2 separate regions of the Homo sapiens genome follow, and region 2 is linked to region 1. Evidence: chromatin contacts called from ENCODE Hi-C or POLR2A ChIA-PET data. All regions are on one chromosome and are shown on one strand. Each heading gives the region's core, a stretch centred on a gene start or an enhancer-like site at or near the end of the contact. The rest is flanking DNA. Distances are from core to core; before and after follow the strand shown.

The links. A loop is a pair of places that touch in the nucleus more often than their neighbours do. ChIA-PET counts read pairs that join two places held with the same protein, here RNA polymerase II (POLR2A). Pooled maps may share reads with other maps.
Region 2: a loop to region 1 is called in a pooled map, with 2.9 times the contacts of the local background. The contact joins the promoter of IL2RB here to the promoter of CYTH4 in region 1. A Hi-C loop is called at or near these places in 1 of 37 single-sample maps with no recorded cell type and 4 of 50 pooled maps. POLR2A ChIA-PET finds 5 or more read pairs at or near these places in 4 of 52 experiments (A673, activated CD4-positive, alpha-beta T cell, activated naive CD4-positive, alpha-beta T cell and 1 more).

The regions. Positions count from the first base shown.
Region 1 is chr22:37,280,930-37,284,093 of GRCh38, forward strand. It overlaps CYTH4 (cytohesin 4), which reads left to right and starts at 1,579. Exons shown (of 13, transcript NM_013385.5): 1 at 1,579-1,659. The coding sequence starts at 1,641. RefSeq lists enhancers at 1,338-1,387, 2,934-2,983.
Region 2 is chr22:37,148,440-37,151,406 of GRCh38, forward strand. It overlaps IL2RB (interleukin 2 receptor subunit beta), which reads right to left and starts at 1,477. Exons shown (of 10, transcript NM_000878.5): 1 at 1,386-1,477. RefSeq lists a promoter at 1,387-2,342 and enhancers at 1,517-1,539, 1,622-1,653, 1,736-1,847.

The DNA.
Region 1 (3,164 bases), core at 329-2,828:
GTTGGTGGCTTAAACCACAAAAATGTATTATTTCCCACAGTGCTATGGGTCAGCAGTTTGGGTGGGACTCCGCTTGATGGTTCTTCTTCTGGTGTCCCCTGGCCTCACTGATGAGGCAGCAACCAGGGGACAGCCAAGACAGCCCAGCCTATCTCCTTGTGGTCCTCCGTCTTCCAACAGGCTAGCCCAGGCTTGTTCTCATGGTAGCCAGGCAGGGGGCTGAGAGCAAGAGCAGGAGCTGCAAGGCCTTTTAAAGCTCAGCCTCGAACATCACGGCACATCATTTCTGCCACGTGCTATTGGTCAAAGAGATGCCCAAGGCCAGCTCAGCTTCCAAGGAAGGAGAAATGGACTTCGCCCCTTGACAGCAGAAGCGGCGGCATAGTGAAAAGGAGGTGAACTTGTAGCTAGCTTTCACATCGGCCGTGATCTCTTCCATGTTCCCTTCATTCATTCATTCATTCATTCATTTGTTCATTCATTCCACACTTGCACACCCTCTATGTCCCCAGCATTTTACCACACACCAGAACACAAAAGGTAACCTTGCCCTCATGGGGCCTGGAGAGTAATGGGGAAACAGATGAATAACTCTGCATGTGTCCTGAAGTTATAGGGAATTCACATTTAATTTATACCTGTTTCTTTACAGCAAAGCTTTTTGCAGAAAGGATTTGAACCAACCTGCCAGAAAAGGCACAAGGAATAACATGATACATTTTAACCAAAGAAGATAATTAAAATCAAAGGAGAAAGTGTTTATTGAGCACCTACTATGTCCCAAGCATCTCCGACACATCCTCTCACTCCATGGTTTCCATATCCCCGAGTTAGTGTTATTCCCCTTTCAGAGATAAGCAAAGCGAGGCTGACTAGCCCTAGCTGAGAGTCAAACAGCTGAGTCAGGCCCCAAAGTTCACATGACATCATAGAATAGCTGTCGATGAGCTTTGGATTTGACGATGAGTTTCCCAGCAGCCTGGGGGAGAAGGAAAGTGGAACATATTACCCGATTGTTCACTAGACAAGAAAAAGCCAGATATTTCTTTGAAGGGAAGCAAAGCCCTTCCTAGCAGTGAATTCATTTGTCTCTTCTCAAGTGGGAGTTGGAAGAGAGCTTGTGGGGTGGAACACAGGGGGCCCTGCTAGGACTGTCCAAGTTGGGCGCTCCTATGGCATATATGTGAGGAGGCTGCCACGTGAATGCCCATGGTCCCCTGGAAAATGTTCGTCCTCAGTGAACATCGCCCTCGGTGTCTGTGCATGTGTACGTGTGTATGTGCATATGTGTCTGTGTGTTTCTTTCTGTCTCACTGTCTTTCTCTTTTTTATCTGGCCCTCCCCTCACTTCATCTGTTTGTTTGTTTGTTTGTTTGTTTGTTTCCACCTCTGTCCCTCCCTGGCAAAAGTCCCTGCTGCTCAAAACTCTGCCAGTTTTTAGGAAGTGCTGTTTTGTCAAAAGCCTGCACACGAGACCCCCGTGGGCCAGGACTGACTTCCTCCCCACACAGGGCTGGGCGGGGCAAGCAGGAAGGAGCCTGTTACAGTCAAGGTGACGCATCCTTGCCGGGCCAGCCCGAACAGCAGCTGGGTCGGCAAGCGACAGGAGCACGGGTCATCTTTTCCCCAGAGGCGTCGGAATGGACCTGTGCCACCCAGGTAAGCAACTGCCGTCAACCTCTCTGGGCCTCAGGGTGCTCTCTTTTAGAATGGGACAGCAGCCCCTGCCTCACAGGGTCCTAGATAAAGGAATACAGCGCAGGTGGGAAATGCAGCTGCAAGAAGCAAACATTTGTGGGCTCAGCCTGTGTGTCCAGTTGCGTTCTAGGGGCTGGACACACAGCAGTAGCAAAGCAGACGCTGTTTCCCCCTTCATAGGCTTGTGCTCTAGATGAGGAGACCGGCAGTGACTCTAATGTGATTCCATATGTCAGTTGATGGCAGGTAGGATGAAGAACAGTAAAGCAGGGTAAGGAAGACAGGAATGCATGGTGGAAAAGGCCCCAAGAGGAGATGCTGTCTGATGAGGGACCTGAGGAAGATGTCAGCTAAGGGGCTTTCTAAGGAACAAACATTCCAGCCAGAAGGAACAGCCAGTCCAAAGGCTCAGAGGTGGACTCAGAAAAGTGACTTGCGATTAAGATGATGATGGGATGTTGGTGATGGCGATGCTTGTCTGGGTGATACAAGGGCCTTGAGGCCCCTTTTTGGCCCCCGGGGGTTGGGGTGGTCTTTGGGGAGGCTGAGGACGCTGCCTAGAGCCAGGGGAGGGCCAGGAGTGAGCAACAGAGGCTCTGGTTGAAACCCTCCCCAGCTACTAAGACAATGTGTCTGGGGAGAAAGAGGAGAAAGGAGGCTGCAAAGATGGTGAGGAAAAGAACATCAGGGTCGTGTTTTGGGAGGCAAATTGAAGGCCCGGTAGAGGGGCCAAGTTTCTGCACCCTGGATGTCAGCATGCTCCAGAGCTGCAACAGTTCTGGTGAACACGGCTGCTGGAATTCCAGAACCTAAGGGCTCGTGGGAGCTGTCTGCTCCCCAGGTCCAGATGACCTCAGCCTTGTCCAGGAGCACCCTTGCTTCAAACGCACCTAATGTGGAGCAGCCTGGCCCCGCCCACTGGGCATCCCCCTTCCTCCCCACCCCCAGATGGAAGCCTCGGGCCCCAGGGAACCCAGAGAACCACTGATCCATTTCAACAGCCCCCCCAGTGGCAGAAGGGAGAAAAGAGGCCAAGGGAGGAAAACAGCCTCTCTAAGGCAGGAGCAGGACCAAATCCTGTTCCCTGAATCCCTATCCAGGGCTCACTCTGACCCCTGCCTCTCCCATGGGCTTTGGGGGCTCCCAAAATCACAGCTCAGTGAGCACAGCTTGGGGGCACCTGGTTGGCACAGGGAGACCCAGCGAAGGGCAGCACCTGGCTCAGGCCTCTCAGCAGACATGAGGGTGGGATGAGGGGGGGAGGGCACCCACCGAGATGCAACCCCCCTGCCTGTGTGTCCAGCAGGGCGCTTTGTCCTTTCGGGTCCTAACATACTGAGGTTACAGGGATGGCTGTCTCCATGTTGCAGATAAGGAAACTGAGGCTCCCAGAGGTGAACTAGAGACGGGGACTGACTTGCTTGAGGTCACACGGCCAGTCAGCAGCAGAGCAGGGACGAGAACCT
Region 2 (2,967 bases), core at 227-2,726, 130 kb before region 1:
CCACACGTGCCCTGTCGTTCATGACTCTGAAACTGGTCACACCCACGGATGCCTACGTCCCCACCACAGCCCTGCAAGGTGGGTCTTGCTGCCCCATTTGATCCATGCCAGAACTGAAGCCCGGAGCGGCTGACCCCAGCCATCTGATTTTCAGAGAGATGCTGCTGGGGACAGGGACTGGTGCCTGCTCTCTCTCTGCCTACACTGCCTGCCCTGAGCGCTCGGGGGTAGTTCAGCTTTTAGCCCTCCCTACAGCCCCATGAGGAGGCTCTAGTATGCCTCCTTTTTGCCAAATGAGGAGACTAAGAAACGGGTCAACCTCTCACCCAGGCGAGAAGGGCATAGAGCTGGGATTTGAACCTGGTCAGGTGCAGTTCGGGGCCCCTGCTGCCATCAGGGGTATATGGTGGCTGGGGCAGGGTGGTAAAGCAGGAGCTCGGGAGCCCATGGTTCATCCAACTTGACCTCTGAACTCAATGGGGCCTATGTCCCCTCGTCCTCTCTGGCCACCTCCACCTGCCACCCCCCTGCTCCCATACACAGTGCTTGTCTCTTGCTATTTAACTTCAGGGGCTTCTCCAGCTGGGTGCGGGACCCTGGCTGTGGGGGAAGGAAGGGGACCCTTGGGGATAGCTCAGCTCCTCACTCCACCTCCCTCCCCCGAGGTGCTACAAACACAGTTAAGAGTGGGAGGCTTCGGCCCCCAGGAGAGGAGAGAGCATGAGCTCCAGGCAGCCCCAAAGATAGGGTCCCATCCCCAATGTCCGGAGATGCTTCTGACCTGTCCAGTCATGCAGCCAAGGGAGGGACAAACCCAGACTCAAACCCAGGGCTCTGCCTCCAGCCTGGGGCTCCCAGAGGCCTCGCAGCAACTTCACTTCATAGATGGCTCTCCAAGGGGACCCTTCTGTCCCCACTTACTCCACAAGCCTCCTGATGAGCACGCAACACAGGGCTGCCTCCCCCGGTATATGGGCCCCACTCCACAGAGGTCAGGAGGGGGCTCCCGCCTGTCCCACCCCATATCCCGTACCCTCTCCGGGCACCCAGGCTATCCACCCATCCCTTCTCCACCTCTCCGGGTTGGGGGCCCAGCACACAGAGCCCAGGGAAGCCCCTCATCCCACAGCAGTCCCTAGCCTCCCCTGAATGGGTTGGGAAGGAGAGCTGACCTGGGACTGGGGACCGCTTTTTCCTCCAGCCAGGAGCCATGAGAGCTGGGCCCAACCCCTCCCTAGGGGAATTCTAAGACAAAGTTGGGGGATGGGAGTTCAGGCAGAAACTGCTGGGGGAACTGAGTCAGAGCTGAAAGTCTTCTCTGTGACTTTCACTCCCAGCCCTCTGGCTGGTCCACAGGGGCCGGGAGGGAGGCAGGGGGACATCACCTGGCTGAGACATGGGGCGGTGGCAGCGCGCGCTCTCCAGTCCTCCCCGGTGCTGGGACCGTGGCCATCTCTCCAGGGCCCTGCTGAGCTCTGGCTGCTGGGGCCGCAAAGACTAAAAGCCCAGAGCCAGCCCACTTCCTGTGCAGAGGATAGAGGGGCAAGGCCTGGGGTGGAGAGGCGGGGAGACGAGGCTTATGAGAAAGCCTGAAACTCCTCAAGCACCCAGGGCCAGATAAAGATCTGCCTCCTACGCTGGGGGCGGCACACACACACACACACACACACACACACACACACACACACACAGACACACATTGTCAAATAGGGGCCTAGCTGCACACAGGAGCCAAGGGAACGCAGGCCCTCCCTCTCTCCCCTCCTACATCACCCCCACGCCAACTCACACAGGCTACCCAACACCTCTGACGCCTCCATCCGGTCACACACATACCCACTAATACGTAGGCTTCACACAAGCAGGTCCCTCTAGGTGACCCCAGCGTCTCACCCTCCTCCCAGCCTGCAACACACCATCTTTCCGAGACTCCCATTTCACCCAGCCTTCCAGGAAGCCCCTTACTCCGTTTAGCATTCAGAGATGACTGTTTTTTTTAGTTTTTAATTTTGTGGGCATGTGGTAGGTGTCTATATTCATGAGGCACATGAGCTATTTTGATACAGGCATACAATGTATAATAATCACATCAGGGTAAATGGGGTATCCATCACCTCAAGTATTTATCCTTTCTTTGTGTTAAAATCCAAGTATACTCTTTTAGTTATTTTTAAATGTACAATAAATTATTGTTGACTAAAGTCACCCTGTTATGCTATCAAATACTAGATCTTATTCATTCGATCTAATTCTGTTTTCGTACCCAACAACAATCCCCACCCCTCCAACCCCCACTGCCCTTCCCATCTCCATCACTGCCCTTCCCATTTCCATGAATTCAATTGTTTTAATTTTTAGCTCCCACAAATAAGTGAGAACATGTGAGCTTTGTCTTTTTGTGCCTGGCCTGTTTCACTTAACATAATGACCTCCAGTTTCAAACATGTGGTTGCAAAGACAGGATCTCATTCTTTTTCATGGCTGAATAGTACTCCATTGCATATATGTACCACATTTTCTTTATTCATTCATCTGTTGATGGGCACTTAGGTTGCTTCCAAATCCTGGGTATTGTGAACAGTGCTGCAACAAATGTGGGAATGCAGATGTCTCTTCCATATACTGATTTCCTTTCTTCTGGGTATATACTCAGCAGTGGGATTGCTGGATCATATAGTAGTTCTATTTTTAGTGTTTTGAGGACTCTTCAAACTGTTCTTTATAGTGGTTGTACTAATTTACATTCCCACCAACAGTGTACGAGAGTTCCCTTTTCTCCCCACCCTCACCAGCATTCATTATTGCCTGCCTTTTGGATAAAAGTCATTTTAACTGAGGTGAGATAATATCTCATTGTAGTTTTGACATGCATTTCTCTGATGATCAATGATGTTGAGCACCTTTTCATAAACTTATATGTTTTCTTTTGAGAACTGTCTATTCAGATCATTTGCCCAATTTTTGATG